3 separate regions of the Homo sapiens genome follow, and all the other regions are linked to region 1. The links are chromatin loops, found by intact Hi-C in ENCODE. Cell type or tissue: endothelial cell of umbilical vein. All regions are shown on one strand.

Evidence for each region. Peaks named below come from ENCODE experiments on the same cell type or tissue, not always from the same donor. Only the 100,000 strongest peaks of a DNase experiment are listed, where the experiment ranks them.
Region 2: it touches region 1 in a loop (3-fold over the local background); 2 of 110 quality-filtered maps call a loop at or near these places.
Region 3: a loop joins it to region 1, with 2.1 times the contacts of the local background. A loop is called at or near these places in 2 of 110 quality-filtered maps.

The regions. Positions count from the first base shown.
Region 1 is chr2:150,080,730-150,084,729 of GRCh38, reverse strand. No RefSeq gene overlaps it. Among named protein-coding and RNA genes, the nearest start is that of LINC01818, 87 kb to the left of the region's middle. RefSeq lists a silencer at 1,089-1,289. In endothelial cell of umbilical vein, no CTCF peak of the experiment used is centred here; a DNase peak (open chromatin) is centred at 2,409; H3K27ac peaks cover 1,248 bases.
Region 2 is chr2:150,409,460-150,413,459 of GRCh38, reverse strand. No RefSeq gene overlaps it. Among named protein-coding and RNA genes, the nearest start is that of RND3, 76 kb to the left of the region's middle. RefSeq lists an enhancer at 1,813-2,702. In endothelial cell of umbilical vein, no CTCF peak of the experiment used is centred here; a DNase peak (open chromatin) is centred at 2,389; H3K27ac peaks cover 2,545 bases.
Region 3 is chr2:149,988,175-149,992,174 of GRCh38, reverse strand. No RefSeq gene overlaps it. Among named protein-coding and RNA genes, the nearest start is that of LINC01931, 130 kb to the right of the region's middle. In endothelial cell of umbilical vein, no CTCF peak of the experiment used is centred here; a DNase peak (open chromatin) is centred at 2,334; H3K27ac peaks cover 1,597 bases.

The DNA.
Region 1 (4,000 bases):
CATGATGTTTCTCTCTTTTTTTCTCTCCAGAAACCAAATCATGGACTCAATTAATAGTTTTATCTTTTGCTTCCTGTTTTCTAATTTACTTATTTCTACTATTTTATTTTTCTTTCTTCCTTTTTTCTTACATTTATTTAGTTGTCCTTTTCTCAACTTTAAAAATTTTATACTTTATTCACTTTTTTATGGAAAAAGTGGAAAAAGAGTTTTATTTTTGTAGAAAAAGAGGATTGTAAAAATACAGCATGAAGTAGATTTTCTACAGTGTCCTTTGAGGCTTTTAAGTAAGGATTCAGAATATTTTATTTATTCTTATTTGATGAACTGCTCTCATTTCAACCACATAACAAAATCAGACAGCATGTGTTGATTAGGGTTTTAAGCATTATTCAAATTGACTAAGAAAATTACACTTTCTTCAACATTTATTGATATTTCGAAAAAGAATATATAGTTATGTGATCTCACAAGTCTCCTAACCAAATATACCTTTCTTTCCATCATTGCAGGTCACTTGACCCTTACCTCTGGCTGTGGGGTAGTAAGTGTACTTGGCTGGGGATGTTAAGAAACTTTAATTCAATTCTTAGGGCATGCAGTAGGAAGTCCTCCTTGCCCTGCTGCCACCTTACAACCCCACTCTAACGTGACATCTCTTGCCATGCTACATTCTTACCTTGTTCCTCAGACCTGCAAGCAGATCGTTTTTAATGCCTGGACTCTAGTACTTCTCTTTTTTTTTTTTTTTTTTTTTTTTTTTTTGAGACGGAGTCTTGCTCTGTCACTCAGGCTGGAGTGCAGTGGCGCGATCTTGGCTCACTGCAAACTCTGCCTCCCAGGTTCAAGCGATTCTCCTGCCTCAGCCTCCTTAGTAGCTGGATTACAGGCACACGCCACCACGCCCAGCTAATTTTTGGGTTTTTAGTAGAGACGGAGTTTCACCATGTTGGCCAGGATGGTCTCAATTTCCTGACCTCGTGATTCTCCCACTTCGGCCTCTCAAAGTGCTCAGATTACAGGCGTGAGCCACCGTGCCCGGCCACTTCTCTTGATCCCATGTCTACTATCACTCTCCACTGAAGGTCAGTCTGCCTTGGTCTCCATGGCCTTCTCCAAACTGCCCAGCAGATAAGAGACTTCTGCTTTTAACACCATCCTGAAAGGCTGGGTCTTGTTATTCATTGACAGATTTTCGTATGTTCATTTATGCACATTTACTCATTCACCAGGCATGTATAAAGTACCAATTTCGAGTCAAATAGTGTGCTAGAAAGCAGAGATATAAAAAAAAAATACAGCAGAATATGGGTCCTTCCTTTTAGTGGCATAAAATGTAGTGGAAGGTGACCCACGGACATGGACCTGAAATGACTAAATCTAGATTCTTGGGTCCTGAGTTCTGATATGGCATCCTGAAACTTCTTGATGGTTTTGCTAATTGCTTACCTTCATGGTCACGTGTAGGATATTTCTATGATCTCCTAATTTTACTTTCCCTTTGTTTAACTTGATCTGTCCCCCCGTTTTTGTTGTTGTTTTTTCAATGCCTGCCTCTTTCCTGTCAGGTCTTAGTTTCTCATACATTGCTCCTTCTGCTGCAGTTCTCCCTATACCTGATTATACCACAGGCCATATCTTTAACATATTAATTTTATATGTGCTTTGTTCATGCAGAAAAACCAGTTCAGGAGCAAAGATAGCATATGCATATCTATTATTCACTAAATATATATCAAAGCTGCCCTGAAGTTTTTTTTTTTTTTTGCTTTATTTTATTTGAAGTATCAAACTTGAATTTATAATCATCTTTTTTTTCTGAAAAAAAAAAAGATCAAGAAAGACTTCCAGGAATCAAAAGAGTTATATCCTAAGATATCTGGAAATTTTCCAAATTTGAAATACTGTTAGTAAAGTTAATTTTCCCTAAGAAAAGATAAAGAAACAACAATTAGAGAACAAAACTGTGGCACCAAGATGTGAACAAAGGGCACTCAAATATGTATTGCAACAAAAATGACAAGTGATCACCCACTGTGTTCCCATGGGTAATTAGCAAGTAGAAGAAACTGTGACAGTTAAATCCAAGGATACCCAGGGTCTCCTGCACATTAGAATCTCATTGTAATGTGACAAAGTAAGGCCCAGGATGATTTCTAAAGTGGGCCATTGGTTTAGGTTTACGAGGGAATTTACTGTTGTGAATGAACATCAGAAGGAATTTATCCTGCTCTTTCCTCTATAACATGGTTCCTAGCATGCATCCCAGGGGTGGCATTTGAGCAAGACTCTAGTGTATTATTACAAAGTGGAGAGGAAGTAACACACTAACTGGACTCGCTTTTTAAAGCTTCTCAGAGTAAAACCTTGACACAATGCCAGACATCCAGATGAAAACTGAAGAAAAACAAAAACAATCCTCCAGATGTTTTCCCTAAGTAAATGAATAGTGATTACTGTTCTTATTCTTTCTTTTGGGGAATAACTCATGCAGGGTAAGAGGAAAAGGACCAGATGAAATGTCAGTGTCAACAAAGGCCAAGTTGTCCCCTTAACAGGAAGACAATATGGGTGATACTGGGTGACCCGGACAGTGTAAAATAATGAATCACCAAAACCTCACCTTAAAGTATGGTAAATTGCATTTTTAGCCCAAATGTCTTACCTCACTCTACATCCGTACCTTTAACCATTTAACTCATATAACCTTGTATTTCCTCCTACTATAGATAGAGTATACTTCCCTGACTCTTGACTCAGAGCACACCATGTGACTTGCTTTGGCCAAGCAAGGAGACATTAGCAGACATTATTCATGCAGAGGCTTGAAATGTGCTTAGGTAATTGGATTTACCCACTTACACTTTGCCCTGGCCATGAGAGGAACTATCGAGGTAGCTGACTGGTCCAGGGAAGAAGAAAAACTCATGGAACAAACCTCACCCTAACTTGAAGCTTAGAGCCTAAACCAGTCCAGAGCAGTTCGTTTCCAGTCAACTTGCAGATGTGTGAGAGAGAATAAATAATTGTGTTTTAAGCCACTGAGTTTTGGATTGGTTTGTTAAACAGAATTATTATGGAAATAGTTGACCTCTACTGTAAAGCCAAATCAGACTGGAGTTGAGTAGATGTCTGAAAGAATCAACATGAAGAATCAAGTCTCCACAAAGATATAGATCTAAACTTATCTGTCTCTCCAGCTTCACTGCCTAATAAGCTCTATTTAGCTTTTTGAGTCTGTCATAATATCCTACCTCCAGTTTTTGGATATGTCAAGCCCTTCCATACATCAAGGTCAACAAAGCATAAACAAAAAGCATATGCTTAAAAAAAAAAGTATCTCTGAACAACTTACTTCCCATTCCCATCCATTGCTTGAATGTCTTAACATAGCCATTACCTTCTCAGCTAATGGGATACCTTGGTCCTTAAGGTGTGCCTCCAGTGGCACTAAGTGGGAGCTCAAAAATCTATGGGGCAGCAGATCAATAAAAAATATTCTATCGATGACAACACAATTTATGCAATTTCCTGTAAGTTTGAACAGGTTCTAAATGAACATATATGCAACAGCAAGTTTCTTGGTAAAAATACTCAGAAATACAATAAAAACATTTTTTCTAGTAGCATTTTTTATTGAAACAAATATTTGTACATGTTAATGGGATACATATGGATACATACATGATATTTTGTTCCACACAGAGACTGTATAAAGATTAAGTCAGAGTGTTTGGGATGTCCATCACCTTGAGTATTTACCATTTCTTTGTTCTGGGGTCATTTCAGTCCTTTCTTCTAGCTATTTTGAAATATGCAATATATTGTTAACTATAGTCAACCAGCTCTGCTTTTGAACATTAGAATTTATTCCTTCTAACTCTATGTTTGTACCTATTAACCAACCTCTTTTTTATTCCTCCCTGCCTTCCTCTGCCCTTGCCCACACATACCCTTCCAGCCTCTGGTATCTATCATTCTATTCTCTACCTCCATGAAA
Region 2 (4,000 bases), 330 kb before region 1:
GGGAGGGTAGATGAGGGGCCAGTGGCTCTACAGCTCTTACTTCTTAAATGTCACCTCTGCTGCCATGCTCGGCAGATTCCATTAACTTATTTCTCAGTGGTGGCCCTAGCCTCCAATCCTTCAATCCATACTGCAGGGGGCTCACAGATTGACAAAAGGTGAATACTGACAAGCATGCAGTGGTTACTTATTGACTCACTGTTGTTTATTTTCTGCTTTTTCAAGAGGGCCCATCGGAGAAGCTTGGAAGGAGAGGCAGCTGCCACCCTACTGGTAGTGCTCTATCCCTCCATCGTTCTGTTGGTTAGCTCTTCCCTCTGTTCCTACACGGCGCTCTGCCCCAGCTACTGCTGCTAGCCTACATTTCTAGACTACCCAGGATTCATCTACTGCAACTTTAAGTGAAACAACATAGAACTAAACCAATGTTGTTTTTTTTTTTTCTCATCAACATTATAATGAAACAATGTTGAAAGAAATGATATGATTCTAGGGCCTGCAGTACATTTTGCTTAAAGTCGCAGTTTCTAAGAACATATTGGAGAAGTTAAGTGAGAATTTCTGCGCTTGTACATTCTTCTTCTCATGTGTCCACACAGAGAAAGGAGGTAGGATGAGGATTCTTAACTGCCACTTTATAGAAAGGAACCCTGGGCTCAAAAAAGTCAACTGGCATAAGATCATACCATGAGTTAGTGGCAGAAGCAAAACTAAAACCTAGGTTTTTCAAGTCCAGTAGGGTTATAGAGGCTTAAGTCTGAGAAGGAGGACCCTAACGCTTACAACTTTTGAGCAATGTCATTTAACTTAGGCCCAGCTTGCTCCTCCTTGGTCTGATAATGTTGCTAAGAGAAGGCTTCTGGAGTAGTTGAAAGGACATGGCCTCAGAGTCAGGGAGGTGTTGATTGGAGTCCTGCCTCTAACCCAGACTATCTATATGACTTTGAGCCCATTTTTTAACCTCTGAACTTGGGGTTTTTTGTTTGTTTGTTTGTTTTTGTTTTTGGCACAGCAGAGAATTACAGCAGTAACACATCTGTTTTCCGGCAAGCTATGAAGATTAGGACTAATATGTAAAGAGAGTGGCACATGTTAGGAATTTGATATATGCTAGAATTTTTTTTTTTTCTTTTTTTTGAGATGGAGTCTTGCTCTGTCTCCCAGACTGGAGTTCAGCGGCTCAATCTCGGCTCACTGTAACCGCTGCCTCCCAAGTTCAAGCGATTCTCCTGCCTCAGCCTCCTGCGTAGCTGGGATTACAGGTACCTGCCATCATGCCCAGCTAATTTTTGTAGAGATGTGGTTTCACCATGTTTGCCAGGCTGGTCTTGAACTCCTGACCTCAGGTGATCCGCCTGCCTTGGCCTCCCAAAGTGCTGGGATTACAGGCGTGAGCCACCACGCCCGATCATATGCTAGACTTTTACCTCAATTCAGCTGACATCTGTTTATTTCCTGCCATGTTCAAGGACCTGTGTTGGGTGTGGTACAGCCTCAGGGCTGGCAAGCCTTGGGTGTGGCACACCACCTGTGATAATCAGCCTCTTCATCCTTTCTGGTCCTCTATCTCTCCACTTGATCTGAACATATCAATGGGTGTCTGGGCATAAGCTTCCTCAGATGAGAGTTGGGTCAGGCCAGTGCACTCACATCTTTTTCACATTTTTCTGCAATGGGCACAGTTTCCAGAGTGAATATCTGGACACATTCTATAAAGTAGTCTCTCAAAAAAACCACACAAATACTTGCAGCATTGCTCTGGATTTCTCATTGAAATGGATGAATCCGTGATGCATGAAAAGGCTGTCAGGCAGGCTGAGGAAGGCTGAATGCTGGTATAAAGCTGGGCATCTGTTACTCCACACCCCAATGTGCAGTCTGTTCTCCTGGGTGAAGCAAGGCTTGACTAGACAAGCAGTACCATTGTAAAGTCCTGACAATAGACAAGCAAGAAGACTTGGCTGTGATGAAGAAATCTTCACCCCCTTTGAGTTTTAAAGGAAGGGAAGCTGGGGTCCAAGGCCTGCCTTATTAGAGAGAGACAAATCACCCAAACCAATCTTTATTATGAATGCCGAGCTATTGAATTTCCTCTGCTCTGTAAAGCCTATTGATTTTGTGACAGTCAAAGATAAGTTATGCCCATGAAAGTTGTTTTTTTCTTCCTTTTCCTTCACAACATATTTTTTCAGACATATTGGCATTGGGGATTTAAGTATAACTGTTATTGGTTTCTTTCTATTTAAATGTAGGTCAGTGCTCAAGCGAAACTAAGAACCATTTTTACTGTGACTTCCAATGCAAAATAAATGAGGCAAGAATCTCCAGACCTGGGGTCACTCTGTTATGTTATTTCAATCTCCAGCAGGAATGCTCCAGGCATCTCAGGCATTTCAGGAATTCTGACATTAGCAATGATCCACTTATTCACTCTTTGTCCTCTCTCTACCACACCACTCTCCGCTTATTGACCTGTATTCCCTTCCCACCAAGCCATACCATAAGATCAGTCAACCAAGGTGTCGAAAGGCAACACTTGAAAGAAGCACTTGCTGCCATCTAAAATGTCTGCAGTGTGAGTATGCATGAGTATATTCTGTATCAATAAAACATTTCTTACACTCTAGATGTGTCTTTTTAAATGAGCAAATTTCATTTCCACACTTCACAAAGATAGTGGCTCCTCTCTTGATAATTTATTCAGAATTCTATAATATTATAAAAATACTTTGGCAACGCATACACAAGCATGTAAAAGCAAAGCATCATGGCTCACACTACTGACTTTTAAAGAAAATTGTCACAAATATATTCCAGATGGCAATAGCATTTATGATGGCTCAGGTACCATTTTAAATCACAAAGCTTATAAGTTACTTTAAAAATATTTCTGAATGTGCAAGTGTCAAATAAACACAAACGAAAGTCCTCTTATATATGCAGTGGACTTTAAGCCCTGATTAATACTCACCAATGTATTCACTCATGCATTCATTCATTGAGCACATGGATATTGAATACCAACTATGTTCCAGGCATAAAATAAGAACATTGTGGATTAATCTCTCTTTTCAAAATTATAATGAGCTTGATTTTACAATTTACTGGCTAGAAAACCTGCATTCAGATTAACCAGAGAAACATGGAGGCAAGAACTGTCGTCACATTCTCTTTTCCCCCATTCTCCTACTTCCCTTAGAGGGAAGACCTTCTGTTTCAGTGGAGTAGACGGCTAGGGAAGATACTTTGGTAGAGCTCATGAAAGCAGTGCTCTCTGTGACTATTCCTCCCCATCAATATGCATAGAATGGGTTTTCCCAAGTCAACTTACCAAAAACTTTTTATTTTTTTTTTCAAATAAGAAGCATATCGGCCGGGTGTGGTGGCTGACACCTATATCCTAGCACTTTGGGAGGCTAAAGTGGTCAGCTCATTTGAGGTCAGGAGTTTGAGACCATCCTAGCCAACATGGTGAAACCCCATCTCTACTAAAATACAAAAATTAACTGGGCATGGTGGCAGGCGCCTGTCATCTCAGCTACTGGTGAGGCTGAGGCAGGAGAATCACTTGAACCCAGGAGGCAGAGGTTGCAGTGAGCCGAAATCATGCCACTGCACTCCAGCCTGGATGGCAGAGCGAGACTCTCTCTCAAATAAATAAATAAATACAGAAAAATAAGAAGCGTCTCATGAGGAAAAAAGGTAAAGTGTCATTCCAGCTGGCAGCCACACATCTATTTCCAAGAAAGTATAAAATCCACTTGACATTTGACCATGAATGAGAAAGAAGGGCTTTTGCCCCCTTCACAAGAATTAAATCCTTTTTTATGCTTACAGATTAATTGAAGTACACACACTTGGTAGTAGAGGTGTCAGAAAGTTCTGCATACTCAAATTTACTTATTTTAGACATTAGACCCCAGGGTCAAATGGTCATAAGAAACATTATCTGAGGCTAGACGTTATTTTCAGGAATCCTCTTTCAAAATGTATACCTTCT
Region 3 (4,000 bases), 93 kb after region 1:
AACCTGGATCTCATGGATAGTCGTGGATGATCATCTGGTATCTCAGACAAGATCCCTCGTTGATCTTTTCAAGGTAGTTAGATTAGGTATTTTTAGATTCCTTCCAGTGCTAAAATCCTATTATTCTATTAATCTAGAAGCTTTTTATAAAGCTTTTCAACAAAAATAAAAATAAAGCTTTTCAAAAATATGTATTTTTTTTTTTTTTGTTGATACTGCAGGGGAACCAAAATACTTGCATTGGAAAGGGTTAACAAAAAGAGTCACACAAAGATAAAGCATCAATAAATAGAAAACTTGCCAGCATAAAGCTAGAGAAATGGCCTTGGTATCTAAGGGACAATCACTTCTTTAAACATAAGCTCCAAGGTCCTGCCAGAAATTCAGTATCCGCATTTTTGTGGTCTCCTTTCTCATAGATTATTATCTTTGGATGCTCTTCTGGTGGGTGGTCCCTTGTGCATAATGGAGACTGTTGATTCTGCAATAGGGCTTGACTTAAAATAATTATGAGTTTGGAATTTTCTAGTACTTAAGGCAGATTTCCTTTTCTAAGAACCTCCCTGTTTTACTTAACCTCCAAAAGGAAGTTTGGAGTACTGCTGGTAAATCAACTTGCTTTTTACTGGGAAATTCCTAGTTTGCCATTTAAAGTTGGCCATTTGCTTTAAAGCAAATTATCAAAGCAGTGGGGCACTTACCTGTATCTTGTTCTCTTAGTTTCAAACGACAGACAAGTTATGGATCTTCTCTGAGGATGCTGGTTCATCTTGGTTGTGATTAACATGAGATGGATTTTATATACTGACCTAAGTGAACTATGCTCCAGTCTTTTAAAAGTTAAGGTTGGCCAAGTTTGGCTGCCGAACAAAGTCACAGTGACCTTCTTTTTAATCTTACATGTACCCTTAAGGTATTAGATAACTGATTAGATATTAGGTATAATATTAGATAACTTAAGGTATTAGATAACTGATTAGATATTAGATATGAATTAGATATTAGATATGAATTAGATAACTGATTAGGTATTAGATATAAATGAGAGGTATTAGATACGAATGAGAGATACTAGATATGATACTAGATATGAATTAGATATTAGATATGAATTAGATAACTGATTAGGTATTAGATATGAATGAGAGGTGGTTGCCCCACTCTAAAACAGAGGTTTGCAAACTACAACCTATGGCTCAAATTGAGTCTGTGGCTTGTTTTTGATAATAAAGTTTTGTTTGAACACAGCCACTCATTTGTTTACATATTATCTGTGGCTAATTTCATACATTGGCACAGTTGAGTAGCTAGTTGCAAAGGACAGAGACTATGTGTCTTGTAAAGCGTCTAACATATTTACTATGTGTCCCTTTACAGAAGAAGTTTGAAGACCCCTATTCTAAAATAATCCCATATGGAGACTGCCGAAAAACCAAAGGCTGAAGTTTTAAGAACTCTGACTTCTGAACAACATTTGATTGTGTTTGCTGTATTTAGAATAGTGTTGTCAAAGTTGAGTTTCCTAGAATGCTTGCTAGTTCTGCAGAATGTCACTAGATCTAACAGAAGAAAAGGGGAATTACAGTCAAATTTGGCAAATTCTGGAATAAGCCAAGTGAAACAGATTTAGTCTTTGTAGCCCTTTTCAGGTCACCAATATATATGACAACTCTACAAAAGAGGATTAGATACAGAATTTCATAAGTCACTTAGTCTTAGAAAACTTTCCTTTTTATGAGACCTTATAGAGTTAATGTTTAAGGAACATACTGTGGGAAAGATGATTTGTTTAGAGCACCAAAATCTGATCATACATTAGATTACCAAATGTGTGTGTCTTCAAGAATGCTTAACTTCAACAATAAGCTGGTTAACAGGAGAAAGGTGATTATCACAGATTTATTTTTACATAAAATTTGAAACTTTCAGTAGCAGTTAGCTCCTCACTGAGAGTGCATTAGGGACAATGTTATAGTGACGTCGCTATGAAGACAGAGCAGACTCGAACTCCATACACGAGACTTCACCTCAATGCAGAGAAATTCTCAGGCCCTTTCTTCACCCCTTACATTTTAAAAAAGCAGAAAGTTAGTGTTCAAATCACAGCCCCCAGTGAATGTTGCTTACTTCTGACCTGAGCACTTAGTATATGAAGGTTATGTGGGTGTCCAAAGGTCTAGGAAAGCCTTATGTGTCCTCTGGGGAAAGTTGCAACGAACAATAGAAAAGTTCCTGAATATCGGGAAATGTTTTCCCAAGATCAAGAGATTTATTGGTATGTGGGAAAGATTCCAAAGCAGCTCTGTTGGCTGAAACATTTCAATTTTGACTGCTAGCTGCCAGTGCCAGTTTTGTTAAAGGGCAATTTCAGTGCATTGGCACACAATGACCTAGGCTGCCTGAGTAACTTAGAACCAGTTAAATTGTGATGATGTTTCCAAAGGCAGAGTTTATTTTGCCAGCACACATATTTTTGAAATTCCTATTGACATTGTCACCTATTTGCCTAACTAAGAAGGTTATTGATAATGAGCCAGGTATGTGTTTGCTCAACCCAAGCAGGACTTAGAAACCAAAACAATTATTCCCCAGTTCAAAGAATCAAAGATTTGTCAGCTCTAGTGAATGACTTCCACCTTAAAGAATACTAGGAATGTGCCTGCTTGCCTATAGAATGACTGCTTTTACACTGGCTGATGTTTTTGCAGCCATATAGAACAGTAACCTTTGCTTAGTATGGGGGAAGGAGCTGAAAGGGATCAGGGTATGCCACCCCAAAATATGTCACTTTGGCATAAGAATTATTTTTGTGATATTTGTTGATTAGTGAATTTATTTAGTAAATATTTACTGAGGGCAGATGTCAGACCAACCATATGTCAGACAATGTGCTTGGTGCTAAGGATAAAACATTCAAAATAACAAACAAACATCCCTGTCCTCAAAGAGGCTTTAATTATGTTGGGAGAAATAGATGTTTTAAAATAAACATATTGTATATAATGAGCCAGGAATGAGGGACTGGGAATGCCAGAGGGATACAATGTCAAATAATGCCCTGGGAGAAGCTACCATTTGAGCAAAGATCTGCAGGAGGCAAGAAAAAGAGCACTGAGACTGTCTAGGGGAAGAATGATTCAGGCAATGGGACCAGCAAGGACAAAGGGCCTGAAGTGAGAGCATGATCAACATATTTGATCCTGAATGAGGAGGCTGGCATTAGTGGAGATGAGCAGGTAGACAAGTGGAGGTAAAGAGATGAGTGAGGTAATCAGTTTCCCTTCAATGCTGCTGTCCGTCTGTCCTCATGGCTCCATTTTCTTTGGCCACCTCTCTTGTCAGTACAGGTGAGCAACCTTCCACTCTTCTAAGTTACCTCGCCTATATGCTGGCAGTAGAGTTCATGTTTCACCTTCTCACGTGTATCTATGCTTTCTTTTCTAACCATGTTGAATTTTTAAAATAAATTGAATGATCATAGTAACAAGACAAAAATATAGTAAAATACTCAAGAGAGGACACATTGGAGCAAATAGACCTGGGTGCAGTTTCTGGATTCACGACTTCCTAGATAGGTCATCCGGGATGAATTATCCAAGTTTGCTGAGCTCATTTCCTCATTGAATGTCTAAATCAGGCAACATACATAGTGCTTATCACAGGCGTTGGCACATGGAAAGTGCTCAATAAATTTAGATTTCCTTAAAGAGTCAGGCAGACTAAAGTTCCAGAATCATCTCCCAACCCACACCACAACCACAACTTTACCAACATCACTCCAATTGCTGATAATGCATACTGGTTCTACTTTGTGGTACTCTGCATAGGATGTGTGTTTATAAAGAGACAATTTGCATTGCTCATGGTAGCACAGAAGTGCCTTGACTAATGGAAACCCTTCATTATTCCAAAAGCAACTTATAGCCATATTTCTCTGATTTTATCATTCCTTCCCTACTCAGAACTCAATCAAAATCTTTGAAATCTTTGAAATTTATGA